2 separate regions of the Homo sapiens genome follow, and region 2 is linked to region 1. Evidence: chromatin loops called from intact Hi-C (ENCODE). Cell type or tissue: Calu3. All regions are shown on one strand. Each heading gives the region's core, and the rest is flanking DNA. Links, peaks and the distances in the headings are about the cores only. Region 1 has its middle 280 kb from the start of TLE1. Region 2 has its middle 330 kb from the start of TLE1.

Region 1 (15,913 bases), core at 5,109-13,108:
ATAAATCCAAAGGTTAGATCCTGAATTTTTATAACTGAGGATTCTGAAACAGATACTATCTTAATTCAGGCTGCTATAACAGAATACCATAAACTGAGTGGCTTAAACAACAGACAATTATTTCTGACAGTCCTGGAGGCTGGTAAGTCCAAGGTCAAGATGGCTGCAGATCCAGTGTCTGGTGGGGGTCCTATCCCTGGTTTGCAGATGGCCACCTTCCTATTGTATTCTCACATAGCAAAGAGAGGGCTCTCTCCTAAAGCCCTAAGTCCTAACACCATCCCTTTGGGGGTCAGGATTTCTACATGTGAATTTGGGAGAGACACAAACATATAATCCATGCAGAACAAACTTGAAAGTAAATACACAACCTGTAGCACTCTGAAAGCAAAAGCAACACACATATGCCACACAAGCATTAGAGATTTGTATTGTCACATACACTTGAACTATGGAATTTAGGTCCATGTTATATAGGTTAAGTGAATTTGTTTTTTGTTGTTGTTGTTTAGATTTCCTAGGTGAGCTTTCTTTCATTCTCAATGTAAATCATGCTCTTTTTTTTTTGGATATGGAGTCTCGCTCTGTAGCCCAGGCTGGAGTGCAGTGGTGCGATCTCGGCTCACTGCAAGCTCCGCCTCCCGGGTTCACACCACTCTCCTGCCTCAGCCTCCTGAGTAGCTGGGACTACAGGCGCCCGCCACCACTCCCGGCTAATTTTTGTGTGTGTGTGTTTTTAGTAGAGACGGGGTTTCACCTTGCTAGCCAGGATGGTCTCCATCTCCTGACCTCGTGATCCGCCTGCCTCGGCCTCCCAAAGTGCCGGGATTACAGGCATGAGCCACCGCGCCCGGCCAAATCACACTCTTTTTAATGTACTCATAAATCTTGCTTCAAGAAATGCCAACAAAATTAGAGAAAGTGAGGTTTAAAATAATCTTGATACTGGAGAAATGTGAACACACACACAGAACAAGCAAACTGACGACACTAAAACAGAAATGAGCCACGGGAATTGTGTAGATTGGAGGAGTGTGTGTAGAGAATGGCCACGATGCAGGGCAGCTGAAATGGCTGGCTGCCACCAGGTCACAGAAGAAGGCATCACAGCCCAGAAACTGCTCTTCGGTGTTTAAGGCTCAGAAATTGGATTCTACGAATATCCTAAGCAGAGATTAGTTTCTCAAACACAAAAGCACATGATTCCAGTTCATAAGAGACTAATGTAACAGCCAAAATGTTGCTCAGTATATTCTTCCCTGTGGTGTAACTGACATGAGAAGCCAAATTCTGATCAGGAGCTTGCTTGAAGGGCCTGAAGTTGACATGAGAATCCAAGTCCTGATCAGGAGCTTGCTTGTAGGGCCTGAAGTTGACATGGGAATTCAAATTCCAATGAGGAGCTTGCTTGGAGGGACTAAATTTGCTGGGGGATAAATTCGGACAGTTCACATGTGTTCTGGCATCAAATGGTAGCTGATAACATCTCAGAGACTCTGGAGCTCCTCTCCTAGGTAGCATGGGATTCATGTAGACAAAGTTTTCTTCCAATTTGTACAGTTTTCTCAACAGCAGCTCAAGGAATATTAATGTAGCCAGACTATTTCACCTGATTCTATGTTATTAGAACTCAGAGGTGAGAACAGACTGGCAAAAGGTATCCCTTAACCAGTGGTGTTCATAGAGCCAGATACCACATAACACCATATCCTACTATCTTGAATAGAGGAAACTTTTCCTTTAGACTCAAATAAATTATTGCCTATTTACAATTTAGTTTACCATAAAAAGATTCTTTTTTTAAAATCACTTTATTTCTGCCTTTCCTACCTAAAGAACTTGTCGGCCACCAACCATTCCCCCCAGGAAAAATAAAATAACGCATACATCAAACAGTAATAGAGGATACTTTAAAAAAATCACCAATACTATTTAAAGAACTACAGATTCAGCCCACTGAGGTGGACAAACCTTACCTTATACTCTTTCCATTCAACATGACACACAGTAGGTGTATCAAAGACTAAAAGTGGAAAATGCAATGGAAGAAGGCAAAACACCAGTTACTAACCTACTTGGTGCATTGATTCCTCTCTCTGTTTCAGAAGATCAAGATATGTCAAGCATTAGAACAAGCTATTTATATTTGAGAGTAGTTACATAAGATATAGGATAATGAAGTACAGAGAATGAAGGAGATAGAATCAATCAAAGGTATCTGGGCTCAAATTCAGGGTCCCCACTTTTATAAAGCATTACACAGTCACATCTTTAAAATGGAGTTGATGGCATCTAAAGTGTAAGATGGCTTTTTTTTTTTTTTTTTTTTTGGGACGGAGTCTCGCTCTGTCACCCAGGCTGGAGTGCAGTGGCGTGACCTCGGCTCACTGCAAGCTCCGCCTCCCGGGTTCACGCCACTCTTCTGCCTCAGCCTCCCGAGTAGCTGGAACTACAGGCGCCTGCCACCATGCCCAGCTAATTTTTTGTATTTTTAGTAGAGATGGGGTTTCACAGTGTTAGCCAGGATGATCTCGATCTCCTGACCTCGTGATCCACCCACCTCGGCCTCCCAAAGTGCTGGGATTACAGGCGTGAGCCACCGCGCCCAGCAGTGTAAGGTGGTTTTTTACGATTAAGTGAAATGAGCTAGTATAATGTGCTTGGTCTGTGTAGATACCCAATAAGTAGTAGTTATCATCATTACTATCATTTTGGAGATATTTCATCTTTTGAGCATTTTCTTTTTCTTCTCCAAAGCTACACCACATCTCTTCAGTCAAATGCAGCTTAGCAAAATATCTTGCTGACCCCCATCATGTGTCTATAAATGACTGACAGGAGCATATACATTCTTAACTTTTTCCAAAGGACACTAGTTTCTTTTGCCTGGAAAAGGGGTAAGTTAAAAAAAAAGAAAAATGAATCAGGTGAGCTTCTGTCTTGATGAGGAGACCAGAGTCAAACCAGTCTTCATATTCACCTGGATGTGGAAGTCAAGATTAAAAAGCAGATCCTAAAACTGAAAATGATCACATAGATTAGAGGTTAGTTTGGCTCCACTTCCTAATCCTGTTTCTATTATTTCTATGGTTGCCTTTAATTTTTAACATGTGTTTTTAGCAAACTCTATTTTTAATCAAAATCTTTATTACCTTAAACAGAAGAGGATTTTAGCATGGTTTTAACTCTGACCAGCCACCTCCCCTCATCATGTCACTGAAGGGCATTGCAGGGCATACAGTCAATGCTACTTGCATTTACCAACATGTTTTCCTCTTTTATTTGCCTCCCATTTTATTATTTTCAATTCAATTTTCTTCTTACTGAATTAAAAACACCAGTAGGTCTTTTAGCAGAAAGAATAATAAATGAATGATAAACCCTAAATATAATAAACTGGATAAACTTTCTTTGTACACATAAATTTGTCTACATATTTTGCACTCTTTCTTAGACAGCAATTAATCTGGGAATTGAATCCCAGCTTGTTTTCCCATAGGGCTTTGAAAAAATTATTTAATTGATATCTGCATGTACTTTTTGCTTCTAAGAAGTATGTCATTAGTAAAATTACCTAGAAAAGAATAACAATCTGGATTTTTGGTAGTTTTTAGACTTTCTTGGTATGAATTTGTTTATCAAGTCCTGATTGTAACTCAATGCTGATTATTTATTTAAGGATCCATGTCTTTCTTCAACTCTGAAAAAATTATCAGCCATAATCTCTTCAAACATTGTTTCCCCATTCTTTCTTTATTCTTCTAGAACTCTTGTTAGATAATTGTTGGAGCTTTTAATTCTTCTAATTCTTTCTTCCATGCTTCTTAATTTCTCTTTCGTTTTTCCCATCCCATCCAAATCTCATGTCAAATTAGAGGAGGAGCCCGGTGGGAGGTGATTGAATCACGGGGCATATTTCCCCCTCGCTGTTCTCATGATAGTGAATGAGTTCTCACGAGATTTGATGGTTTAAAAGTGTGTGGCACTTCCCCCGTCGCTGTCTCTCTCTCATGCTCCACCATTGTGAAGATATGCTTGCTTCCCCTTTACCTTCTGCCATGATTATAAGTTTCCTGAGGCTCCCCAGTCATGCTTCCTGTTAAGCCTGTGGTACTGTAAGTCAATTAAACTTCTTTATAAATTACTCAGTCTCGGGTAGTTCTTTATAACAATGTGAGAACAGACTAATAAACTCTCTAAACTGCACTCTGGGTGATTCTGCTAGATTTTACAATTCAGAAAAATATTAGCTTGGGCAGTCGACTTACTGATTAACCTATATATTCAATTTTACTTCGTTCTTAATCTAAGCATTATAAGAAAAAAACTATAGTTTTAACCTAATTCTTGGAAAACGTCAAAGAAATGAAAATGCATATTCTTATGCAAATATTCTTTTTGTGGCAAATGTTTTTGGAGATGTTCCTGATTCATATTCTGCATAAATAGAATCTTGCCATTTCAGTACTATCATAGTGACATATTGGACACCCTTGGTAAAATGAAGCCAGGAAACATTTCTAATATACATGCAGACATTTATTTTTCCAGTTAATTATCTATCCTGTTTTAAAGCATGCTTATTTTTGAAGTGTCAAAATGTACTAATCCATACTGCATTTGTTTGGAAAACTTCACGAACAAGTATCTTTCAGCAAGAAAAGACATTTGATGCCAGCCAAATTTTCTTTTTTCTGTCACTATAAATGGCTTTCCTATTTTGAACAGTTTTTCAAAATCAAAGTCATATCTAAGCTGACAACTTCTTTGGCAAGTTTCAGCTAGATGTAATTTGAAATAGTCAAGGAAGCAAAGCCTAAACAATAAGGTTTTTAATGGTAACGGTGACAGATCTTTAACTACTGTCATGCTGTGTCTGACACCAGAAGACTTGAGAGGAAATTGGTTAAATAAACCCTTGCAGTTAAAGGAATACACCTGCATTTACAGTATGTGGCTGGTGTCATGAAATTAAGAAGACTGAAAATTTAGTGATGTTAAGCTCTTAACAAAAACATACCTGAAAAATCCCCCTAAGGAATTTCTCTCTTTAGCCCTCAGAATATTCTTTATTTGTAGTTGGCATACAAAGGTCATTAAAAGGTCACAAGGAATAGAAAACAGTCAAGACTCCGACCTGTCTAGCTTCAGATTTATTCTATACAAAACAAGGCTGATTCCTTTCTAAGGGAGAAGGAAATTCTGATGTGTGCAGCCTTTGAATCGCTATTACTTACACACTTTTACTTACACAAATCCATACATAATTTGCTTTTACTAGAATGAGAATTTGTTCATTGTTTTATTATTTATCTTTGTGGAGAAGCCACTAGCTTTCCTAATTCACAGAAATTTTTCTTATTATTTTCGTATTATGTAACTGTTTTTTAGCATAATGTAAACTCTAATTTCACTTTAGAACACATTGATACTGTGTTTAGAATTTGGAAATTACATTTCACATATACCATGCTTCATATCAATTACTCTGACTTTTTTAATATATTCATTTCTATGTTTAATTATACTGAAAGCAATGTGGACAGAATTCTAGTCTTTAATAATCACATTATCATAACACCTTGAAATCATCTATATCACTAAAAGAACTTAATGGTACCAACGAATGGTACAAAAGGTATATACAAGACATTCTGGAGGCAAAACCAAATAGAGACTTTCAGGGAACAAAAGATAAACATTAATGACTTAATGCATTAATGACTTATTAAGCGTTCCTTTAACTAAAATTCTCTTATTCCTCTAACTTGACATCTAATGCCCTAACTACTCATTTAAAAAAATCTGTTTTATAAACATTACAAACTTAAGAACGTCTCTAAAAAAAAAAGTTGAATTGCAAAAAAAAAAAAAATGGTCAAAATGAGTTGATACTTGACAAGTGATTTACAACAATTTCCTTTCCTCAAATCTTGTAAATTTGATTTCAGATAAAAATAATCACCTTAACTTGGTCTCACAATTAGAAAATAATAGAAGAAAGTCTGGTTGAGCAATGAACCTTATAATTTATATATATATATACATATATAGGTGGATATATAAACATACACCTACATAAACATAGTACATTTTGTAATTTATGTGCTATATATTTGCATATGAATATACCTTACATACATTTGCATTATCTATAGTGCAATGACCTGCATGTCATTGCATTATTAAATATCAATTAATAGATTCACTGAAAATATGAAATAAAGTGTTAAAAAACTCTTAAAACAGCAAGGGAAATTCTAAGCCTGAAATAATGGACTGAAGAGGGAAAGAAAGGAGAGTGAAAAAGTTTTAAAGATCTCATTTTATTAAGGAGAAAATAAATTATCTTAACGAGGGAAACTGTACCTGAGTGGGAATAATAGCTTGTTTTTACATAATATAAAGAAATATCTGTGTAGCATAGTTCAGAAAGGAGAAATTAAGTGTTAATAGATTGAAAAAATATTGTAAACTATCATATTTACATGGGAAATGGAATAAATCTTAATGATGAAATCAACAAGAAAATAAAAGGAATAAGGCAATGAAAAACTAGATAATAATCATAAGGTAAAGTAAAAAAAAAGTTCAAGTATATTAGTCACTACATGAACTAAATTCTTCCTGTAAAAGAGAGACCATCTAACTGGTCTTAGAAAAGCAATATTCTATTTGTGAAAACTGCACACTTCACTGGGATAAAGAAAAGTTGAATATGAAAGAGCTAACTAAGCAGTAAGTAAACACAAATTAAAAATCAAGGGTAAGAAATAATATCTGGAAGTTAGAATATATATATTTACAGTAAAGATAGCAAAGAAGTATATTGGTTTATGTATTTTAAGAATGGGGCAGATCTACTAGAAAAAATTAGAAAGGACAAAAGTTAATTGAGGAACATAATAAACTAGATGTATTGGGTATGTACATATGTAATACACATGTAATAATTTTACATATGTGCAGAGAAAACTTCATATTCCCCAAATACTGCATATTCATCTTTTCTGTGTGTTCATTATTTTGAAGAGATGGGGTCTTAGTCTGTTGTCCAGGCTGGAGTGCAGTGGTGCAATCATAATTTGATACAGCCCCAAACTCCTGGGCTCAAGCTACCCTTCTGCCTCAGTCTCCCAAATAGCTAGGACTATGTGATACCACTCCTATTTTTAAAAACATTTTTAGAGAGATGGGGTCTGTTTTGTCCAGGATGCTCTCAAACTCCTGGCCTCAAGAAGTCCTCCACCTCAGCCTCCCAAAGTGTTGGGATTACAGGGATGAGCCACACAGCACCTAGCCCATAAAGATATTTTTTAATTAATCATGCACCTGTCATGAAAATATGTTAATAAATTTGTAATGTCAGATTTGTACAGAACATATTCTTTGATTATACACCAATACAATTAGTGCTATGATTTGAAATATGCTCCCCGAAGTTCATATTGGAAACTTAATCCCCAATGCAAAGTATTGAGAGGTGGGACTTTTAAGAGGTGACTAGGCCATGAAGGCTCTGCCCGCACAAATGTTTTAATGCCATTATTGTGGGAGTGGGTTAGTTATTACAGGAGTGGATTCCTGATGAAAGAATGAGTTCAGCCTCTTACTTCTTTCTCTCAACCCCCTACCCACACACATACACACACACATTCTCTCTCTCTGTCTCTCTCTCTCCCCTACCTTCTGTCTTCAGCCATGGGATGACACAACAAGAAGGCCCTCACCAGATGCAAGGCCCTTAACCTCATGCTTCCCTGCCTATGGAACTGTAAGAAATAAATATCGGTTCTTTATAAATTACCCAGTTTTAGATATTCTGTTACAAAACACAATAAGACAATTAGAAACAAACAATATTAAAGTGATCAAAAATATCTTCCATACCTGAAAATTACCTTCCATACCTATGTTTGTCAGGACTGCTATAACAAAGTACCACAAACCAGGTAGCTTAAACAACACAAATTAGCTGTCTCACATTTTTGGAGGTGAGACATGTAAGAGCAGCAGGGGCTGCAGGTCAGCAGGGTTGGTTCCTTCTGAGAGTATGGAGAGAGAATCTGTTCCATACCTCTCTCCTAGTTTCTGGTGATTTCTTGGCCTTCTTAGGCATTCTTTCACTTATAGAACCATCACCCCAAACTCTGCCTTTATCTTCACATGGTATTCTCCCTGTTTGCATGTCTGTGACCAAATTTCCCCTTTTAATAAGCACATCAGTCATATTGGATTAGGGGACAACCCTACTCCAGTATAACCTTATCTTAATGAATGACATCTGCAATTATCCTATTTCCAACAAGTTTCCGTTCAGAGAGACCGGAGGTTAGGACTCTGATATGAATTTTGGGGAGGATACCATTCAACCCATAATAGTTCTATAACTATTAAGTTGAATTATTCCTTCAGAAGAAGTCTCCAGTCCCAGATGATTTCATTGGTGAAGTCTATCACACATTTAAAGAAAAAAAAAAAAAACACCAATTCTATGTAAGCTCTTCTGAGAACACTTCCCATCTATGTTATGAGGTCACTATTACTCTGATACCAAAACCAGACAAAGGAAGTACAAAAAAGAGAAGTACAAATCATTATCTCTCCTGAAAAAGTCACAGAAATGCTCAGCAAAATATGAGCAAATTGAAATGTGGCAATACTCATTATAAAGGGTTACAACATGAACAAGTAGATTGTAACTGAACAAGAATATATATTTGATCTCTGTCCCTGTTTCTTGACATACAGGAACTAAAATCCTTGTAGTCTCTGGAAGTGATGTGTCTTTTGTATGCTAGTAAGATGGCTGGTGGCCAGCGGCTCCTAGATAGCCTCAGGATGGGGGCTGGTTACCAGGGAAACCAATCATGTGATAGAGGGTTGAAACTTTCAGCTCCACCCTCCGATTTCTCAGGAGGGGAGAGGGTCTATGAAATAAAGCCTGTGTCATGAAGCCTCCATAAAAACCCTAAAAGATGAGGTTAGAGCTTCCAGGTTGTTGAACATAGCAGAGTGTGACCATAGAAAGCTCCTCACCCCTTCTCCAATGCCTTATCCTATGCATAGCTTCCAACTGGTTGTCCCTGGGTTTTATTCTTTGTAATAAACAAGTAATCTAGTAAGTAAATTGTTTTCCTGAATTCTGGGAGCCACTCTAGCAAATGATCAAATTTGAGAAGGGATCATGAGAACCTCTGGTTCATAGCTAAATTGGACAGAAGTTGTAGGCAACATGAGGACCTACCATTTATGATTAACACATTAACAGTCTTGTGAGACTGAGCCCTTAACCTTAATCTGTGGGATCCAGTGAATGTTAGAATTGAATTGAATTGTAGAATGCACAGTTGGTGTCCACAGAGAATTGGAGAATTGCTTGGTATTGGAGGAATCCTCATACATTTTAGTGGCCAGAGGAGTTGTGAGTATAGAAAAGAAAAAACCATTTTGTTTTTCCTATACAGAGACTTATTGCAGAAATGCAAGGCTACTTTAATATGTAAAAATCAATCAGTGTAATCCACTGTGTTTATAGCCTAAAGAAAAATAACAAAACATGATTATATCAGTTGATACAGAAAATAGCATTTGACAGGTTTTTGCAGAAGATGTGGTCACAGGTGCTGCGGATCTCTAGTCCACTTGATCCTGCTCCTGACTTGCCACTGTTCCCTCTTGCCAAGGAAAGGTTGGCCAGGAAGTGAAGATGCAGTATGGCTTTTAAAAATAACAGAAAAAATCTCATAGAACCAAAGGTGGTGATTCACCAAATTCTAATTACACTAACCAGCCACAGGGTAAAAATCCGTGGAGACTGTGTGTGCTGACTCAACCAGAGGCACAAAGGAAAACAATCTCAAAGTGAAAGAACCGGTTCAAATGTCCACCAAGACTTCGAGAATCCCAAGAAAAACACCTTGTGGTGGCAGTTCTAAGACGTAACACCATTTCTAGATGAAAATCCACAAGCAGCTTACTGACTTGCACAGCCTTTCCAAGACTGTTAAGCAGATTACTTCCACCAGTATTGAGCTAGGAGTTGACACTGTAGTCACTATTGCAGATGCTTTAAGTCAACTGTTTTAATACATTAATAATCAATTGTTTAAAAAAATAGCATCTGACAAAATCCAATACTCGCTCATAATTTAAAAACCCTTCTCAGCAAACTAGAAATAGAAGGTAAATTCCTCAAAGTGATAATGAACATCAACAAAAAACTCCACAGCTAACAAAAAGCTGACTGCTTTCTCATAAGATCAGGAACAAGGTAAGAGTATCCACGCTCACCATTCCTGCTCAACACCATACTGGAAGTCCTAGACAATGCAATAAGACACATAAAAGAAATAAAAGGCATTCAGATTGGGGAAAAGAAATAAAATTGTTCTTACTCCCAGTCATGATAATTGACTATGTAAAAAATCCTAAGTGATCTATAGCAAAACTTCAAGACACAACAATTGAGTTCAGCACGTTTGCAAGATACAAGGTCAACACACAAAAATAGTTATTAATTTTCTATATATTAGCAATAAACAATCAGAGACAAATTTAAAAACATGCCATTTAAAATAGCTACAAAAGATGAGGTACATAGGTAGAAATTTACAAAATATGTACATGATTTTATATGATAAAAATTGTAAAACTTTGATGAAAGAAATCAAAGACCTAAATAAATAGAAAAATACTATTTTCATGGCTTGAAAGATTCAACATAGTAAAGATGTCAATCCCCCCACCAAATTGATCTACAGATTTAACGTAACTCAAATCAAAATTTCAACAAGACTTGTTTGTTTGTTTGTTTGTTTTAGACGTAGATAAACTGACTCTAAATTTTATATAGAAAGGCAAGGGAACTAGAGGAGCCAAATTTTTTTTAAAGAAAGTTGAAAAATCACGCTATCCAATTTTAAGACATACCATAAAACTACATTAATCAGGACACTGCGTACTCACAAATGGATAGATAATCAATGGACAAGAATAGAAAATGTACAAATAAACCCACACAGGCACGGACAATTGATTTTTCACAAAGATTGAAAGCCAATGTAATAAAGAAAGAATAATAATTTCACCAGATAGTATTGGAACAATTAGACAATTATGTGTAAAAAAGTAAACCTCAGCCTAACACAAATTGAATTATATTTTATATAAAATATACCCCAAATGTATCACAGATTAATTAGCTCATAGAACTAAATGTAAAACATAAAATGATAAACTTTTTAGAAGAAAACATAAAAAATTTTATAACTTAGGGTTAGGAAAAGATTTTGTGACTATGAAACCACAAGTACAATCCATAAAAATAGAAAATTGATTAAACAGACCATCAAAATTAAAACTTTTGTTCTCTGAAAGACACTGTTAGGAGAGTGAAAAGGCAAGCCACAGATGCAGAGAAATAAAATCACATGTCCAAAAAGGACTTTTAACTGCAATATATGAGGAGCTCTCAAAACTCAACACTAAGCAAACAACTCAATCCTGAAATGGGCAAAAGGCTTGAACAATCACTTCACCAAAGATATATGGATGACAAATCCTGGAAAAATGTTCAACATCATTAGTCATTAGGATTAAAACCAAATTAAAACCATGATACATTACCACTCTACACCCATTAGAATGACTAAAATATAAAATACAGAGAATACGAAGTCTTGGCAAGGATGCTGAACAACTGGAACTCTCATGTGTTGCTGATGGAAATGCAGAATGACACAGCTCCTCTGGAAAACAATTTGGCAGTGTTTCACAAAGTTAAACATACACTTACCTATAGCCCTGTCGTCCCACATCGGTATTTACCTGAGAGAAATTAAAACTTAAATTCACACAAAAACCTGTACAGGAGTGTTTATAACAGCTCTATTCATAATCACCAACAATTGGAAACAATCCAAAAGTCCTTCAACAGCTGAATGAATAAACAAGCAAACTATTGATTCATGCAACAACATGGATGAATTTCAAAGGCATTATATGGAGTAAAAGAAGCCAGTCTCAAAGGAGCCAGTCGCAAAATGTTATGTATTCTGGTTCTACTTATATAATATACTTTAAAAGACCCCATCTACAGTGATGGAGAGCAAATCAGTATTTTCCAGGGTGTAGCAGTATGGACAGCATGTACAAGAAGAGTTTTGTAGGTGATGAAACTGTTCTATACCTTGTTTGCAGTTGTGTTTACATAAATAACGTGTTAAAATTCGTAGAACTGTACATCAAAAATGAAGTTTACTATATGGTAGGTTTTCAAAATAAAATTAATACAAAGTAATATTAGTTTATATAATATTAGTTCAACTAATCCAAGCCAGAGAAAATTAGAGAGAGCTCTTCCAGTCCATTTTATGAAACTTGTAAAACTTTTACTCAAAGCCCTGTAATGATAGCACACACAAAAAAAACTTTCTTCTGAATATAAATGCAAAAATTTTCAGTAAAGTTTTATCAAAGAGAATCCAGCTTTGTAGCAAATGGATAAGCCATTACATCCAGGAAGGGCTTATTCCAAAAATACAAGGGTAGATCATTATCAGGTAATATATCAACAGAATTAATTGCACCGATTGTTAAAGAAAGAAAAACAAATGATCATATCAAAGATACTGAAAATATATTTTCTAAAATTCAGATCTCTTCTTATTAAAAATTTCAAGTTAAATAGGATTAAAGGATATTACTTCAAGGTAATAAAGACTGCTATCAAAAGCCAACAGAAAATATTATTATAGATTCTATATATGTGATATATACATATCATGAAATATGTAATTACATGTGCTCACACACATATACATGCACATATAGACATAAACATAGTTACATATATACAGTAGTCCTCTCCTTATCCACAGTTTTGCTTTCCATGGTTTCAGTTACCCATAGTCAACTGTGTTCCAAAAATACTACATGAAAAATTTCAGATATAAGCAATTTATAAGTTTTAAACTACACTCTCTTCTGAGTAGCGTGATGAAATTTCATGTCCTTCTGCTCCATCCCACGTGGGATATGAATAATAACTTTGTCTAGTGTATTTACACTGTACACACTACTTGTCTGTTGGTCCTGGGTTATCAGATCGACAGATCTGAAGAAAAGAAGGGTGAGGGTGAGTACAGTGCAAAATATTTTGAGAGAGAGTTAAACAGACTACATTTATAAAAACTAGCATATTTTAGTTTATTTTTTATTGTACTTTTCTTTCAATTGCCTCTGCATCCCATCTTGTCCATAGTTCTATTGGGTTGTTTCTCTCTATTATAAATTTGGAAGACAAATGTATATTGCAGATATTAACACTCTGTCCCTATAATTGTTCTATTTCATTATTATTGTTAATTTCTTACTGTATCTAATTTATACATTAAGCTTTATCATAGATACATATGTATATGAAAAAAAATAGTGTATATAGGGTTCAGTACTACTTGCGGTTTCAGGCACCCACCGGGGTCTTAGAACATACCCCTCCCAGATATGAGGGGACTACTGTAAACACGTAATGTGAGGAGTTTTGTGGGGATTGGACAAAATGATCTTAAAATTGCCATGGAAGAAATAAATCTAAGTAAAGTTTTTAAAATAGAATGACAAGGGAGACTTGCCCTATCTGATATCAGACCATTGTATTAGCCAGCTGTAATTAAGTCAACATGTTGCCAGGCTAAGAATAGGCAAAAGATCATTGGTACAGAAAAGAGAATCCAAAATTAGATGCTAACACATTTGAGAATTTAATGGAGCAAAAGTGTTATTTTAATTCAAAAGAGGAGATTATTTAAGAAATACTAGTCTTATTAAAAATTTAAGGACAAAAAAATAAAACAACTACAATTCTACAAGACAATCTCGGATACGGGCTATGCAATCTAAGTGAAGAAGACCCTTTCACTAAAATTGGATGCTAAGAAACCATTAAGAAAAAGAGAAACTTTCTGGCCACATTTTTAAAATATGTAGGGAAAGAGAGCAAAACATCTATTAAATGAATAATTAATTTTTAAAAGCACATGCAATGGAAGGGACAGAATGTTAATATCTGCAATATACATTTGTCTTCCAAATTTATAATAGAGAGAAACAACCCAATAGAACTATGGACAAGATGGGATGCAGAGGCAATTGAAAGAAAAGTACAATAAAAAATAAACTAAAATATGCTAGTAGGTCAGAAAATTAATATTAAAATTGAGATGTTAAGCAAAAATGAAAAAGACTGGTAATGCATATTGCTGCCAGGGACATACAGGGAAAGAGAGTACTTCCCCACATGAGTGGTGAGAATATGAATGAATTAGTAAACTCTTTAGAAAAAATAATCTGGCAATATCTTAATTTAAATTTAGAATCCTGATATATTTGAACAGAACCAATTCACTCTTAGGGAGTTCTCTTATGTAAATAAAAGTGCCATTAACCACAGGAAATATGAGCAAGGCTGTTTATTGCAACATTGTACTAGCAAAAATGGGAAACCAAGTAAATGCTCATCTACAGGGGAATGGGTGGATTGCTTACGTACATCCACACTATAAAACTACTATAGAGTTATTAGAAAGAAATATGTGGCCACTTGTCAAGAATTCTGCAAGGTAATGTCAAGTGAAAAAAAGCAAAATGAAGAAAAGGGTATTTATTATAACATAATCCTTTTAAAAGAGAGAAATGTTGACTAAAAACTGTGCAGGGTGTGTGTTGTATGTTGTATTTGTATATAATTATATGAGCACGTGTGTGTGTGTGTGTGTGTGTGTGTGTGTGTGAAAAACAGGGAGATGTATTCCTCTATAAAAATATAAGCATAGAGAAACAAAGAGGTGAATACACACAAAGGTGTCAGTTTGGGTTCTTAGAGAAGGGAGTGATAAGAGTAAAGTCAAGGTAAGGGAAGAATAGAAGAAAAGAAAAGCTAAGCTAAAAAGAGAAAAAAAAAGAAATAAAAGACTGCAAAATAAGAACTCCAGTATATATGATAATGTCACATTTATGTATTTCTGTAAAATGTCATATGTATATGAGTAGCAATGAAAATTCAATTAAAGAAAAAGAAGCCAGCAGGAAGAAGAGAAACCAGATGCATTTACCATAGAAAACTACCACATTACCAAAGGGGGATATTCCAAAAGTTCCATCGTAAATTTGTTGCTTAAAAGTTGAATACCATTTGCCCATTAAACATACACATACACAGATTCCCACAGAATTCTGTTTTACATTCTAATATCCTTGGATCATATATAACAATGATTTCTGTAAAACATATACAACAGAAAATTTAGCTCCATCGAGGAAAGACAGGGCTAGCCTCCTCCAGTTGCAGAAGTGACAGTGGTCACAGGGTGGCCCAGTCCATACCTCCCTGCCACCAGAGAGACCAGGAGTGCAGGGCCAGGTGTTTCGCACAACTCCAGGAAGAACCATTCAGATTATATTCTACATTGAATGCTGCTTCCTAGTTGTACAATATAGGCCTCCTGGCCAGGACTTTTCCTAGTTCCAACCTATTGATAGTAATGCCTGGGACCAGAAGTGAGATTCTCACACAGATGATGGTGGAGGGGGCTGAAGGGTGAGATGGTAGAATAGGGACAGAGGTCCAGGGCAGCAGGGCAATAGCAAGGTGAAATGAGATAGCAAGCGTTGAGGAAAAGTGAAGAAAGTATGTGAGGATCACAACATGACCAGTTTTGTAAATCAACTATCTCTAACTATCTCTATATAGCACCTGACGGGAACATGAAATTTAAACATTATCATGCAGCAAAAATACAGGCCTAAGTCTTCATTCAACACTTGTTCTACATTCAGAGTCCTTATCTTTAATCAAATTTAGGTTAAAAATGAGGTTGTGAGAACAAGCAAAAAAAATGTAAGTTGACGTCAA
Region 2 (15,913 bases), core at 3,425-11,424, 54 kb before region 1:
CACTTTCCAATGGGAGTATTTGTTTTTTGTTATTGAGTTGTTGGGAGTTCCTTGGGTATTCTGGATATTAGCATTTGTTGGATGAATAGTTTGCAAATATTTGTTCCCATTCTACAGGTTGTCTCTTCACTCTGTTGATTGCTTCCTTGCTGTGCAGAAGATTTTTGGTGTAATATAATTCAGTTTGTCTATTTCTTCAAGGAGGACTACAAACCACTGCTCAAGGAAATAAGAGAGGACACAAACAAATGGAAAAACATTCCATGCTCATGGATGAGAAAGAATCAATATCATGAAAATGGCCATACTGCCCAAAGTAATTTATAGATTTAATGCTATCGCCATCAAGATACTATTGACTTTCTTCAAAGAATTAGAAAAAACTACTTTAAATTTCATATGGAACCAAAAAAGAGCCTGTATAGCCAAGACAATCCTAAGCAAAAAGAACAAAGCTGGAGGCATCACGTTACCTGACTTCAAATATACAAGCCTACAGTAACCAAAACCGCATGGTACTGGTAGGATGTTGAATTTTATCAAATCCCTTTTTTTTTTTTTTTGGTCTATTGAGATGTTCATATGATTTTTGTCTTTCTTTCTGTTGAGGTGATATATTTATTGATTTGTGTGTGTTCAGTCATCATCCTTGCGTCCCTGGGATAATCCCACTTAGTCATGTTGAGGTGTTGCTGGATTTAGTTTGCTAGTATTTTGTAGAGGATTTTTGCATCTATGTTTATCAGGGATACTGGCAGACAGTTTTTCTTGTTGTTATCTGTTATGTCCTTGTCTGGTTTTGGTATTAGGGTCATTTTGGCCTCATATAATGCGTCAGGAAGAGTTCACTCCCTTTCAATGTTTTGGGATAGTATGAGAAGAATCAGTGTTAATTCTTTTTATAAGTTTGGTAGAATTAGCTGACTCTGAGCACAGTGCCTAGGGGTTAACACTGCTCTGCAAGGAAGAGGTTAAAAAAAAAGTTTGATAGAATTAAGCAGTAAAGCCACCAGGTCCTGGGCTTTTCTTTGCTGGGAAACATTTTATTAATGTTATTAATATCAATATTATTATTTACTATTAATCTGTTCAGGTTTTCTATTTTTTTTTTTTATTCAATCTTGGTAGGTTGTACCTCTCCAGAAATTTATCCATCTCCTCTAGGTTTTCTAATTTGTTAGTGTATAACAAAAAATATTGAAAGTTTAGAACACTGAATGCTTGGCTGTGGCAGATCTGTTCAGCCAAGATCGGGACTACTTCAGCTGGCTCTGAGGGTTCAAAGGAGTCTGAGAAGCAAAAATCTTAGTGAACCTCTACCTAGATGTCCCCATCACATGTTAGCTACACCTTTTCCCCACCACGTCCCTGACCTCAACTTTACAGACCTACCTCCCCTTGGTTCAGAAATTATGCTGAGTGAGCTTAGGAGAAACTATATTGAAATTCATTGCTCAAAATATACACCTGAACTCAAAAATTTCAAAAAGTGCCATAGATGGACATAACCAACATTACAAGCAAATTTATCTAAAAGTGTATTTGTTACAGTGTTGTCTAAAATTTAAAAAAAATTGAAAACAACCAAAATGTCCAAAACTAGGAAGCTGATTAAGTCAACTGTAATATCCATTCCAAAGGATACAGAGCTATCAGGAAAATTTATGTTTTACAAGTAAACATAAATAGTGATATAGAACATTGCTCATTATCTATTGTTTAACAGAAATTTCAGGTTACAAATTGGATTATCCCACTTTTATTTTATATATATATATATATATATTCAAACATATTTATAAAAGCCATGAAAATTTACACAAAAAATGTTAATAATTGTTAGGTCTAAATAGTGTAATAATGCATAAATTTTTTCTTCTACTATAAATTGTATTATAAGTAAAATAATAAAAATGCCTTTGGCATGGGAGCAGAGCAAGATGATTGAAGAGAATCCTACACTGTTCATGCCCCCCACTGGAACACCAAATTTTACCAACTATCTGCATACAGAAAAGTACCATCACACAAAAAAACACAAAAATCAGATAAGCAATCACAGTACCTGGTTTTAACTTCGTATCACTATAAGAGGTGTTGAGGAGGGCAGGAAAGACTGTCTTGAATGGCTAACACCATACCTCCCCCATCCCCTGGCAGTGACTATGTGGTGCAGAGAGAGAATCTGTGCACTTTGGGGAGGGAGAGTGCAGGGACAGGGAGACTACACTGAATTCAGTGCTGCCCTGTCACAGTGGAGAATAAAGCTGTGTTGGGCTCAGCTAGCATTCGTGCATGGAAAGAGTCTCTTGATGGAAAGAGCAGACTTGATCAAGCAGAAGAAAGAATTAGTGAGCTTGAAACCAGCTGTTTGAAAATCCACAATCAGAGGAGTCCAAAGAATAAAGAATAAGAAACAATGAAGCCTGCCTACAAGATATAGAAAATAGGCTCAAAAGGGCAAATCTAAGAGTTATTGGCCTTAAAGAGGAGGCAGAGAAAGAGATAGAAGTAGAAAGTTTATTCAAAGGGATAATAACAGAGAACTTCCCATACCTAGATAAAGATATCAATATTCAAGTACAAGAAGGTTAAAGAGAACCAAGCAGATTTAACTCAAAGAAGACTACTTCTAGACATTTAATAATCAAACTCCCAAAGGATGAGGATAAAGAAAGGATACTAAAATCATCAAGAGAAAAGAAATAACATAAAACAGAGCTCCGATATATCTAGCAGCAGACTTTTTAGTGGAAACCTTATAAGCCAAAAGAGAGTGGCATGATGTATTTAAAGTGATAAAGGAAAAAAACATTTACCCTAGAATAGCATATCCAGTCAAAGTATTCTTCAAGCATGAAGGAGAAACAAAGATCTTCCAAGACAAACAAAAGCTGAGGGATTTCATCAACACCAAACCTGTCTTACAAGAAATGCTAAAGGATGTTCTTCAGTATGGAAAAAAAAAAAAGGATGTTAATGAGCAAGAAGGAATCATCTTTATGCTTTGACTCTTGTCTGTAAAAATAAAAAAGAAGAAGAAATCATCTGAAGGCACAAAACTCATTGGTAATAGTAAGCACTCAGAAAAACACAGAATAGTATAACATTGTAACGGTGGTATGTAAACCACTCTTGTCTTAAGTAGAAAGACTAAATGATAAACCAATGAAAAATAATAACTAAAACAACTTTTTAAGACATGGACAGCACAATGAGAAATCCAGAGAAATAACCAAGAGTTAAAAAGCGGGGAGACCAACTTAAAATTTAGAGGTTTTATTAGTTTTCCTTTGGCATGTTGGCTTGTTTTTGCATGCAATAAGTGTTCATTGTCATCTAATGGGTTGTAAAAAAATATTTGCAAGCCTTATGATAACTTCAAATCAAAAAACATACAATGAATACACAAAAAATAAAAGTCAAGAAATTAAAGCATACCACTAGAGAAAATCACTTTCACTAAAAGGAAGACAGGAAGGATGAACAAAGGAAGAGAAGACCACAAATAGCCAGAAAACAAAGAACAAAATAGCAGGAGTGAGTTCCAACTTATCAATAATAATATTGAATGTAAATAGACTTAACTCTCCAATCAAAACACATACAGTAGATGAATGGATTAAAAAAACAAGACCCAATGATATGTTGTTGCCTATCAGAAACACATTTCACCTATAAAGATACACATAGAAAAACATAAATGGATGGAAAAAAAATCCCAGGCCAATGGAAACCAAAAAAGAACAAGAGTAGCTATATTTATGTCAGATAAAATAGATGTAAAGACAAACACTGTAAGAAGAGACAAAGAAGGTAATTATATAATGATAAAGGGGTCAATCCAGCATCAGAATATAATGATTGTCAATATATATGCACCCAACACTGTGTTCATATATCTCTCTCTTTAGCTCTAATAATATTTGCTTTACATGTGTGGGTGCTCCAGGAGAAACAGATATATGACTGTTCTGACAGAGAATTCAAAATACCTATTTTAAGGAAACTAAAAGATATTCAAGTTAACACAGAGAAGGAATTCAGAATTCCTTCTCTGTGAGAGAGATAAACCCCAATACAATAAGAGCTGGAGACCAACACCCCAATTTCAGCACTGGAAAGATCTCCCAGACAGATCATCAACAAAGAAACATAGGACTTAATCTGCACCATAAAATAAATGAACCTAACAGATATTTACAGAACATTTCATCCAACGGCTACAGAATACACATTCTTCTCATCAGCATGTGGATAATTCTCAAGGATAGACCATATGTTATGTCACAAAGCAAGTTCTAAAACATTCAAAAAAATAAAATAATATCAATGTCTTCTCCGACCACAATAGAACAGAACTAGAAATCAATAATGAGAGAAATTTTGGAAACTATATAAATATATGAAAAGTAAACAATATGCTCCTGAATGACCAGTGAGTCAGTGAAGAAATTAAGAAAAAAATTGAAAAAATTTCTTGAAACAAATGATCATGAAAATACAACATACCAAAACCTATGAGATACAACGAAAGCAGTACTAAGAGGGAAATTTATAGCTGTAAGTGCCTACATCAATAAAGAAAAAACCTTCAACTCCTTGGTTAGGTATATTCCTAAGTTTATGTTTGTTTGATTGATTTTTTTTTTTTTTTTTTTTTGCAGCTATTGTAAAAGGGGCTGAGTTCTTGACTTGATTCTCTGCTTGGTCGTTGTTGGTGTATAGATGAGCTACTGATTTTTGCACATTAATCTTGTATCTGGAAACTTTGCTGAATTCTTTTATCAGTTCTGGGAGCTTTCTGGAGAAGCCCTTAGGGTTTTCAAGGTAAACAATCCTATCGTCAGCATACAGTGACAGTTTGACTTCCTCTTTACTGATTTGGATGCCCTTTATTTCTTTCTCTTGCCTGATTGCTCTGGCTAGGTTTCCAGTACTATGTTGAAGAGGTGTGGTGAGAGTGGACATCCTCGTCTTGTTCTAGTTCTCAGAGGGAATGTTTTCAACTTTTCCCTATTCAGTATTATGTTGGCTGTGGGTTTATCATAGATGGCTTTTATTATATTAAGGTATGTCCCTTGTATGCCAGTTTTGCTGAGAGCTTTAATCATAAAGGGATGCTGGATTTTGTCAAATGCTTTTTCTGCATCTATTGAGATGATCATGTGATTTTTGCTTTTAATTCTGTTTATGTGGTATATCACATTGATTGACTTGCATATGTTCAACCATCCCTGCATCCCTGGTATGAAACCCACTTGATTATGGTGGATTACCTTTTTGATATGTTGTTGGATTTTGTTAGCTAGTATTTCGTTAAGGATTTTATCATCTATGTTCATCAAGGATCTTGGTCTATGGTTTTCTTTGTTATGGCCTTTCCTGGTTTTGGTATTAAGGTGATGCTGTCTTCATAGAATGAATTAGGGAAGGTTCCTTCTTTTTCTATCTCATGGAATCGTGTCAAAAGGATTGGTACCAATTCTTCTTTGAATGTCTGGTGGAATTCTGCTGTAAATCATCTGGTCCCAGAATTTTTTTTTGTTGGTAATTTTTTAATTACCATTTCAATCTTGCTGCTTGTCATTGGTCGGTTCAGGGTATCTAATTCTTCCTGATTTAAGCTAAGAGGGTTGTATTTTTCAGGAATTTATCCATCTCTCCTAGGTTTTCTAGTTTATGTGTGTAAAGGTGTTCATACTAGCCTTGAATAATCTTTTGTATTTCAGTGGTGTCAGTTGTAACATCTCCTGTTTCATTTCTTAGTGAGGTTAGTTGGATTTTCTCTCTTCTTTTCTTGGTTAATCTTGCTAATGGTGTGTCAATTTTACTTATCTTTTCAAATAACCAGATTTTTGCTTCATTTATCAGTTAAATTTTCTTGTTTCAATTTCATTTAGTTCTGCTCTGATCTTGGTTGCTTCCCTTCTTTTGCTGGGTTTGGATTTGGTTTATTCTTGTTTCTCTAGTTCCTTGAGGTGTGACCTTAGAATGCCAGTTTGTGCTTTTTCAGTCTTTTTGATGTAGGCGTTTAGGGATATGAACTTTCCTCTTAGTACCACTTTTGCCGTATTCATGGAAAACTACAAAACACTGCTAGAAGAAATCATAGATGACACAAACAAATGGAAACACATCCCATGCTCATGGATGGGTAGAATCAATATTGTGAAAATGACCATACTGCCAAAAGCAATCTACAACTTCAATGCAATCTCCATCAAAATACCACCATCATTCTTCACAGAATTAGAAAAAACAATTCTAAAATTCATATGGAACCAAAAAAGAGCCCAGATAGCTAAAGCAAGATTAAGCAAAAAGAACAAATCTGGAGGCAACACGCTACCTGATTTCAAACTATGCTATAAGGCCATAGTCAACCAAAACAGCATGGTACTGGTATAAAAATAGGCACGTAGGCCAATGGAACAGAATAGACAATGCAGAAATAAACCCAAATACTTACAGCAAACTGATCATTGACAAAGCAAACAAAAACATAAAGTGGGGAAAGGGCATCCTTCCAACAAATGGTGCTGGGATAACTGGCTAGCCACATGTAGGAGAATGAAACTGCATCCTCGTCTCTCACCTTCTACTAAAATCAACTCAAGATGGATTAAGGACTTAAACCTAAGACCCCAAACTATAAAAAAATTCTAGAAGATAAAATTGGAAAAACCCTTTTAGATATCGGCTTAGGCAAGGATTTCATGACCAAGAATCCAAAAGAAAATGCAATAAAAACAAAGATAAATAGCTGGGACTTAATTAAACTAAAGGGCTTTGCCCGGAAAAGGAACAGTCAACAGAGTAAACAGACAACCCACAAAGCGTGAGAAAATCTTCACAATCTATATGTCTGACAAAGGAATAATATCCAGAATCTATAACAAATTCAAACAAATCAGTAAGAAAAAAAAAGCAGTCTCATCAAAAAGGGGGCTAAGGACATGAATAGACAATTCTCAAAAGAAGATATACAAATGGTCAGCAAACAAGAAAAAATGCTCAACATCACTAGTGATCAGGGAAATGCAAATCAAAATGACAATGCAATAGCACTTATACTCCTGAAGAGTGGCCATAATCAAAAACTCAAAAAATAGTAGATGTTGGCATGGATGCTGTGAACAGGGGAGAATTCTACACTGCTGGTGGGAATGTAAACTAGTACAGCCACTACAGAAAACAGTGTGGAGATTCCATAAAGAACTAAAAGTAGAACTACCATTTGATCCAGCAATCCCACTACTGGGTATCCACCCAGAGGAAAGGGAGTCATTATTTGAAAAAGATACTTGCACACGCATGTTTATAGCAGCACAAATCACTATTGCAGAATAGTGGAACCAACCCAAATGCCCATCAATCAATGAGTGGATAAAGAAACTGTGGAATATATATGCATGATGGAATATTACTCCACCATGAAAAGGAATGAATTAATAGCATTTTAAGTGACCTGGATGAGACTGGAGACTATTATTCTAAGTGAAGTAACTCAGGAATGGAAAACCAAACATTGTATGTTCTCACTATGTGGGAGCTAAGCCATGAGGACCCAAAGGCATAAGAATGATACAATGGACTTTGGGGACTTGTGGGGAAGAGTGGTAGGAGGGCAAGGGATAAAAGACTACAGATATGGCGCAGTGTATACTGCTCCGGTAATGGGTGCACCAACATCCCACAAATCACCACTAAAGAACTTACTCATGTAAGCAAATACCACCGGTACCCCAATAACATATGGAAAAATAAATAAATAAATAAATGAAAACGAAAAAATTCAAATAAAAAACCTAATGATGGATCTTTAAGAACTAGAAAAGCAATAGCCAACCAAACCCAAAATTAGAAGAAAAGAAATAATAAGGATCAGAGCAGAAATAAATCAATTTGAAATGAAAACAATACAAAAGATTAACAAAATGAAAAGTTGATTTTTTTGAAGAGATAAACAAACTTGACAAACATTTAGTCAGGCTAACTAAGAAAAAAGAGGGAAAACCCAAATTAAAAAAATCGGAGATGAAAAAGGAAACATTACAACTGATACTACAGAAATTCAAAGGATCATTAGTGGCTACAATGAACAATTATATGCCAGTAAATTGGAAAACCTAGAAGAAATGGATAAATCCCTATATACACACAACCTACCAAGATTGAACCATGAAGAAATCCAAAGCCTAAACAGACCAATAACATGCAATGAGATCAAAGTCATAATAAAAAGTTTCCCAGTAAAGAAAAGCCTGCGACCCAATGTCTTCACTGCCGAATTCTACCAAACATTTAAATAAAAAGTAATACCAATCCTACCCAAACTGTTCCAAAAAATAGGGAAGGAGGGAATACTTCCAAGTTCAGCATATGCTAATCAATGCAATATCCTCTCACCCCAGTTAAAATAGCTTGTATCCAAAAGTCAGGCAATAACAAATGAAATTTTAATATTGACAAGTGAAATTTTAATATTAAAAAAGGTAAGATAGTGAATTACCAAATTTGAAAATCGGGTATGGAATGTTTAGAAGTGCTGTTTAGAACAAAGAACCAAACTCCTCTAATAATTAGGTTGTTTGTTCACATAGTGGTAACTCTCAATATTTTTCTCAATATTATATCTATTTGGAAAGGAAAAAAATGTTCCTATCCAGCAATCAAAAAAATTCTGGCTGTGCTTTCATTTAAAAATGACACCTACCTAGCAGATTCTGACATAGCTTCCCGTAAGTTAGATGCTAAAATATCTATGTAGAAAAAGCGGACTATTTAAAGCAAAATAAAATATTAAGATAGAAAAATTATTGCCAGAGTTTGTAAGAAAATTTAACAAACATCATTGCCAAAGGAATTTGAGAGAATTCTAAGTAAGCTTGAGCTCAGAAAACATAGCCTACCTTGATAAAAATAAATTTAAAAATAGATACTTTTTATATCTCTACATTGTCTAACCCCTGATTTAAAGACAAATGGGATAAATAAAAAACTAAGCAGCCATTCATCTACTTAGTAGATGTTGCTTTAATGGTTAGTATTTTTATCATTAAAAATTTCCCCATCTCTTTTGGGTGATGAGAAAAGTCCTGGAATTAGTGGTAATTGTTGTACAATATTGTGAATGTACTTAATGCCGCTGAATTGTATATACACTGGAAAATGGTTAAAATGGCAAGTTTTATGTTATGAGTATTTTGCCACAATAAAAAATAAATAATTTCACCAAAAAATAGAGTAGTGAAATAAACCCTCATGGACCCATCACCCATCTTCTACAATTATTAGTCCAGACAGACTTATTACATCTTTAGCTTTAGTCCCTCCATCCCACACTGCATTATTTTGAAATAAATTCTAAACAATGCAACATTTCATCCATAATTATTTCAGTTCATTTCTCTAAAAGATAAGAATTCTTTCATAAAGCATAACTATTATCAGATATAGTTCCTTAATATCACCAAATATTCCGTGTTCAAATTGCTCGTTGTCTCACAGTGTTTGTTGATTTGGTTACGTGTGAAATACGATTCAAACAAGATCACATTGCATTTGGTTGTTATGTGTCTTTTGTTATCTAATCTATGAATTCCCCTCCTTTTTTATTTTCTTCACAATTTAACATTGGGCAAATTGGGTTGTTTGTCCTGTAAATTTTCTTGCATTCTGAATTTTGCTGATTAAATCCTCATGATATTTTTAACACGTTCTTCTATCCCCTGTGTCCCCTGAAAACTATGAATAGTAGTTAGATCTAGAGTCCTGAGCAGATTCAAATTGAATTTTTCAGTAAGAATATTTCAAAGTTATGTTGTAAATCCCATCATGAGGTATGTAGTACTTGGTTGTATCTTCTTTCATTGTGTTAAAATTGATTGACCAGCCTGGCTAACATGGTTAGCCGTTTCTACTAAAAATACAAAAAATTAGCTGGGTGTGGTGGCGCGCACCTATAATCCCAACTACTTGGGAGGCTGAGGCAGGAGAATCGCTTGAATCCAGGAGGCAAAGGTTGCGGTCAGCTGAGATCGCGCCATTGCACTCCAGCTTGGGCAACAAGAGCAAAACTCTGTCTTAAAAAAAAAAAATTGATCAATGAGTTTAGATGTTATCAGTCATAGCCATTCCTTAGGAATTTCTTTACCTAATGGTCTTAGCAGCCATTAATAATACCGCATAGATTCATTACATTTTTAGGGGTTGCAAATGGCATATTTAAATTCTGTCATTCATTCTTCTTTGAAATAATTAATAATCTGTAACGCATCTATAAAGAAAGACTTTACCTCATCACCTATTTGGTTCCACTTAGATGAAATAATGAAAAAGGTGGGATACTTGATTTAAAGGGAGCAAGAGAACTATCCCCAAAATCTCCAGTCAGACTTGTCTATTAGTACAAATGAGCAGCCCTTACGTATTCCCAGAAATATTTGAAAGGGAATGGGTTTGGTGGGGATGAGTAACTGGAGATCCTGCTCCAACAGAGAACATGCCCTAATGAAATTTAAGTAGTTACTATTAAAATGACCCAGCCGATACCCACAGGCTCCTGAGGCATGAGAAATTAAAGTTACATTAGGTTTTGGCATACTATCAAATTAACAGGGAAGTTTAAATTATATAATAAATTAGACTAATACTATTACAAAAATATTTGAAGAAAGGTTCTATCATCCTTATATGTTATGCCAAAAAGCACCAGATGAATTAAATATAAGAAATAAAATCAAAGAAGCACAGAAAACTAGTGAATATTTATTTGACTTTGTAATAAAATTTTGAAGCATAACAATAAAGAAAAAACTATTCTAAAAAATGATATTTTTATTTTATAAAAATACACAAATTTTAATAAGTTGGTCAATCCTAACATAAAAGGTAAATGACAACTTGAAAAAAATTACATAAAATATTCTCAATATATAAGAAGCTCTTCCAGGCAAGCCCATTCATAGTAAAATAAAATGCTCAAAAAATGATGAAACACATGCAAATTAAAACACAATAGAATTCTATGTTTTTCTTTCTTTTTTTTTTTTAAACGGAGTCTCGCTCTGTCGCCCAGGCTGGAGTGCAGTGGCACAATCTCGGCTCACTGCAAGCTCCGCCTCCCGGGTTCAGGCCATTCTCCTGCCTCAGCCTCCCGAGTAGCTGAGACTACAGGCGCCCACCACACGTCCGAATAATTTTTCGTATTTTTAGTAGAGACGGGGTTTCACCGTGTTAGCCAGGATGGTCTCCATCTCCTGACCTCGTGATCCACCTGCCTCAGTCTCCCAAAGTGCTGGGATTACAGGCATGAGCCACCGCGCCCAGCCTCTGTTTTTCTTTAAAACTGACACCAAATTTCTCTAATATTAAAGCCTAGCATTGGAACTGGTATGGGAAATAGAAAACTCATGCTCTACTGAGGAAATCATACAACAGTATAATTTTTATGAAGAACAACTTGGTATCAGGAATAATAAATCTTCAAAATATTCTTACCCTTTGAGCCAAAATATCCCTTAATATATATTTAGATTTTCTTTGTTCTGTAATTAAGCCACTACAATAACAACTAATCCTTTCTAGAATTTTTTTTGAAGACATAAACACAGAGGTACATAAATATTTGTGTGCAGGCCGTGCACGGTGGCTCATGCCTATAATCCTAGCACTTGGGGAGGCCAAGTAGACCACTTGAGCCTAGGAGTTCAAGACCAGCCTGAGCAACATGGTGAAACCCTGTCTCTACAAAAAATACAAAAATTAGACAGGCATGGTGGTGCATTCCTGTAGTCCCAACTACTTGGGAGGCTGAGGTGGGAGGATCACCTGAGCCCAGGGAGGTATGGGCTGCAGTGAGCTGTGGTTGTGCCACTGCACTCCAGCCTGGGTGACAGAGCAAGACTCTGTCTCAAAAAAAAAAAAAAAAGATTTGTTCAAAAAGTTGCTCCTGATATGGTTAGAAAAGTTGGAAACAATTTCAATAAATAAGGGATAGCTATGAGATGAAAAACCATACAACTAATAAAACTGTTCCAAAAATATTTAAAGACATGAAATTCTTTCATGATACAATACTAAAGAGGAAAAAAGTTCAAAATTATTTTTATAGTCTAAACTCAATTTCTCCTATAAACATATATATGTACTTAAAGATATATCGCTCAGTTATATATACACTTAAAATATTTAGAAAGTATTTCATATATAGATATACATGTTTACACACATGTAAATATATATATCTGTTATGTGTATGTGTGTGTAACATGGGTGTATGTGAAAGTGGGTGACTAGGGTGCTTACTAACAGTGTTGAGTTCAACAATGTTTTCCTTCTTTATAAATTTTCTTTTAGTTATGTATTTTCTAATGAAATATTTTATAATCCAAAGTAAATAAAGATTAATATTGCTTTTAAAGAATTTTTTTATTTCATTCACTCAGCTCCTCCATCTATGTACACTCATTTCATCACCGTCAATTTTGCGAACATTTTCTATTATGTGCCAGGCACTGTCAGTACTAGCATCCATGGGAAACACAGCCTGGCAATTATACAATATTGAATAAGATGCCGACCCTGTCTCTAGGGTATCTTATCAGAGTATGACAATGGAAGTCGTACTCTAGTGGCAAGGACAGACCTATACAAAAGAAGTGGGGTGTCTTGTACTCAGGGCTCTAATAGAAGCATAAAATAAGACCAGGCAGCTATTATATAACCCAAGTTCTTTTTTGCCTCAGTGTAAGGTCTGATTCAAATACATAGCTTCAAAGACAAAGCTGTGTAGTATAAGTTTCCTCACAAAAGGAAAGTAAGTGTAGAAAGAATGCAAAAAACTCGTTAGTATTTCACATGAACAATGTCATTCACTGTACAAACAGACAGAAATATTAAGTTAATTTTTCTTGCTATGTGGTCCTGGTTTTCTCTCAAGTCATCTCCACCTTCTTAGTGCAAAGGGTTGTAATAGTTCAAGATTTCCCCATTAAACATGAGATGTAGTCACCAGCTGTGCTTGTCTTTCTCAGCCTCTTTGCCCTGTTACACACCAGCTAGCACCAGGTCCCAATCCAAACCAACCTCGGACATTTTGCTCCACAAGTTATGTGGGCAGAGTTAATGGAGCTATCACTTACTCTTGCCTGCAAACAGGGAATGATGGATGGCTATCTGCTAAATGTATTAAACTTCAATCCAAAAGAGTTGCTCCTTAGCATGCATAAGAAAAACAAAAGTTAGGTTTCTCCATTTCTTCAACCGCCTCTTGCATTCTAGGAAGAAATGCTTTGTCCTGTCTTCCCTTCTCATAATGTTCACCAACATAGCTAACATATTCCTTGGTGTCAACCCACATACACAGTTTATTTAGCACACTGCTTCCTTTCATTCATTCCACAAACATTTACTGAGAACTCATTACATGGCAAAGCTCTGTGCTAGAAGCTGGAGATATAAAATGAATAAAACATAGTTCTGGTACTTGGGAGCCTGTGATGTATTCGAAGAGATGGACATTAAAACAAAACATTGAAGTAAAGTAGTATAGATGTTCTAATAAATTATACTGAGTAATAATTACAAAGCCCTTTTATTGAGAACTTGCTATGTAGGTACTATGATAAATACTTATACGTATAGGTACTATGGTAAATGTGCATTAAAAGTAGCCAATCTTTACAATATTCCTATGAGATAGTGGGAACATAAACCAACATACCTTCCTCACGTTTGGTTAAACAGTTCTGGGAAAATATTTTCATTTTTATATGCTAAAAAATACTAAGACCAAGCAAAAGGAAGTAAGTGCTTTTATTCCATAAATACTTGCTCCTGGAAGATATGACTGTGAACCCACTGAAAGAGCTTTCTTTTCAAGACTAAACTTGTTCTCCAAGACTCGCTTTCAGACCTTTGTCCTGCTAGGTTCACCAATCAGAATTTATTTTATCATAAATACTGCCCAATCCCAACCAATTCCCTGCCTTGAAAGACCCACCTTGAAAATCACCCACCTCAGGCTCTAAAACACCATAAATATCCTCCCTTTACTTCCCCGTTTTGAGACACTACTAAGACTCAGTGAAGTTGGCCTTCTCTCTTACTTCAGTAGGCCTAGTAAACAGCTTTGCTGGACAAGTGTGTATTCCTTTGATCTTTTGAGAGATTACTGATCAACAATCCATATTACACTCACCAATTCACATCTGTATCAAGGTTTATATGACTGTAGCTTATGCCTGATACTTCTCTCCATTCTGCCACCTATAATGGATTAAAAGAAAAAATAGTATTTTATTAGGAAGGGTGTGAAGGAAAAGCACAGTGGAGGTGCTATTTGAGTTTTAAAAGACATATAAAGTACTCAACTGGTTTTCAAGAAAGAAAAGAGTATTCATGTTCAAAGAAACAGATATATGGATTTATAAAGTAGATTAAGAAAACTTAGTATCTCAGAAAATGACTAGAACTAAGAGTACATCATGGAGTGGGGTGCTAGGAGTTTCTGTCTCACATGGAAGAAATAGGAACTTTAAGATTTGATCATTAATGAGATGTTGTTAGTAAAAGGAAAAGAAGAGTTTGGGATGACTCCAGGTTACTAGCTTAGCTTAATAGATACAAAGTCACACCCATTTCAAAGATGGAGAATTCAAGGAAAAAAAAATCTGTTTTGGAAAAATATAACACGTGTTCAGGCCTTCTAATAAATTGCACAAATACATGGACTGACCAACCCTGCCATTGGCAGTGGACTAGGGTCCATGAGTCAGGCAAAGGAGCTGAGATGAAGAAGACATGAATAAGTTAGAAAAGCCAGCCAGGTGTAGTGGTGCATGCCTAGTGCACACCCATAGTTCCAGCTACTTGGTAGGCTATGGCCAAAGGATCACATGAGTCCAGGAATTTGAGGCTGTAGTGCACTATGATTGTTCCTGTAAATAGCCACTGCTGCAGCCTTGGCAACATAGCAAGACCCCCATCACTAAAAAAAAAGAAGAAAAGAAAAGCCAAGAAAAAATGTTATCATAGAAATCAGAGCAGGGAAACAACCAAAAGGAAGGAGTAAGTGGTGTTAAATATTGCATATGCCAAGAAAGATGAGGCCTGGAAAAGCTTAATAAAATTGGAAATTCAGGACACGGCAAGCCAAAAGCATGAGATTGAGGTTGAAAAGCAAGGTATTAACTGAAAGAATTAGAAAAGCAAGAGCAAACCAACACCAAACCTAGCAGAAGACAAGAAAAAATCAAAATCAGAGCTGAACTGAAGAAAATTGAGACATGAAAAACCATTCAAAAGATCAACAAGATCTTGGGAAGATGGTGGATGAGAGGCAGGATTAGGTTGCAGCTCCTGCTTGGAAGGACAGAGCAGCGTGTGGAGACTCACATCATGAACTTTTGCTCAAAGAACTACCACAGGAACATACCAGGAAAGCCGAGAAGATCCACAGACCCTTTGAAGGAACTGGATCACCCCTGCAGGCTCCCCGAGATGCCAAAAAACGGTGAGTCAGCTTGCTTTCTTAATGGGGAGGCTCGTGGTCTGGGGCAAATTCTCAGCCCTGGAAATGGACTCGGTGCTACTGGGGGTTTGGCAGGGGCATGGTGGGAGCGAGGCCAGCCTTTAGGACTGTGGGCTATGTGGGAGCAGGGTGAGGCCTGTGACTGCCAGCTTTCCCCCACTTCCCTGGCGGCCTGTATGACTCAGCAGAACATAACTTCATTGGACTGAGAATTATACCCCTACCCCCACAGCAGCTGCAGCAAGCCCCACCCAAAGAGAGGCTGAGCTTAGACATGCCTAAACCTGCCACCACTTGATGGTCTTTCTCTACCCACCCTGGTAGCCAAAGACAAAGGTCATAATTTATTGGGAGGTCTATGGCCCTGTGCACCAC

Evidence for each region. Hi-C counts contacts between places; a loop is a spot of excess contacts. Peaks named below come from ENCODE experiments on the same cell type or tissue, not always from the same donor. Only the 100,000 strongest peaks of a DNase experiment are listed, where the experiment ranks them.
Region 2: a loop joins it to region 1, with 4 times the contacts of the local background. A loop is called at or near these places in 1 of 110 quality-filtered maps.

The regions. Positions count from the first base shown.
Region 1 is chr9:81,400,563-81,416,475 of GRCh38, forward strand. It overlaps the pseudogene RPS20P25. Among named protein-coding and RNA genes, the nearest start is that of TLE1, 280 kb to the right of the region's middle. In Calu3, for the core only: no CTCF peak of the experiment used is centred there; a DNase peak (open chromatin) is centred at 9,819.
Region 2 is chr9:81,348,449-81,364,361 of GRCh38, forward strand. No RefSeq gene overlaps it. Among named protein-coding and RNA genes, the nearest start is that of TLE1, 330 kb to the right of the region's middle. RefSeq lists an enhancer at 15,044-15,913. In Calu3, for the core only: no CTCF peak of the experiment used is centred there; no DNase peak of the experiment used is centred there.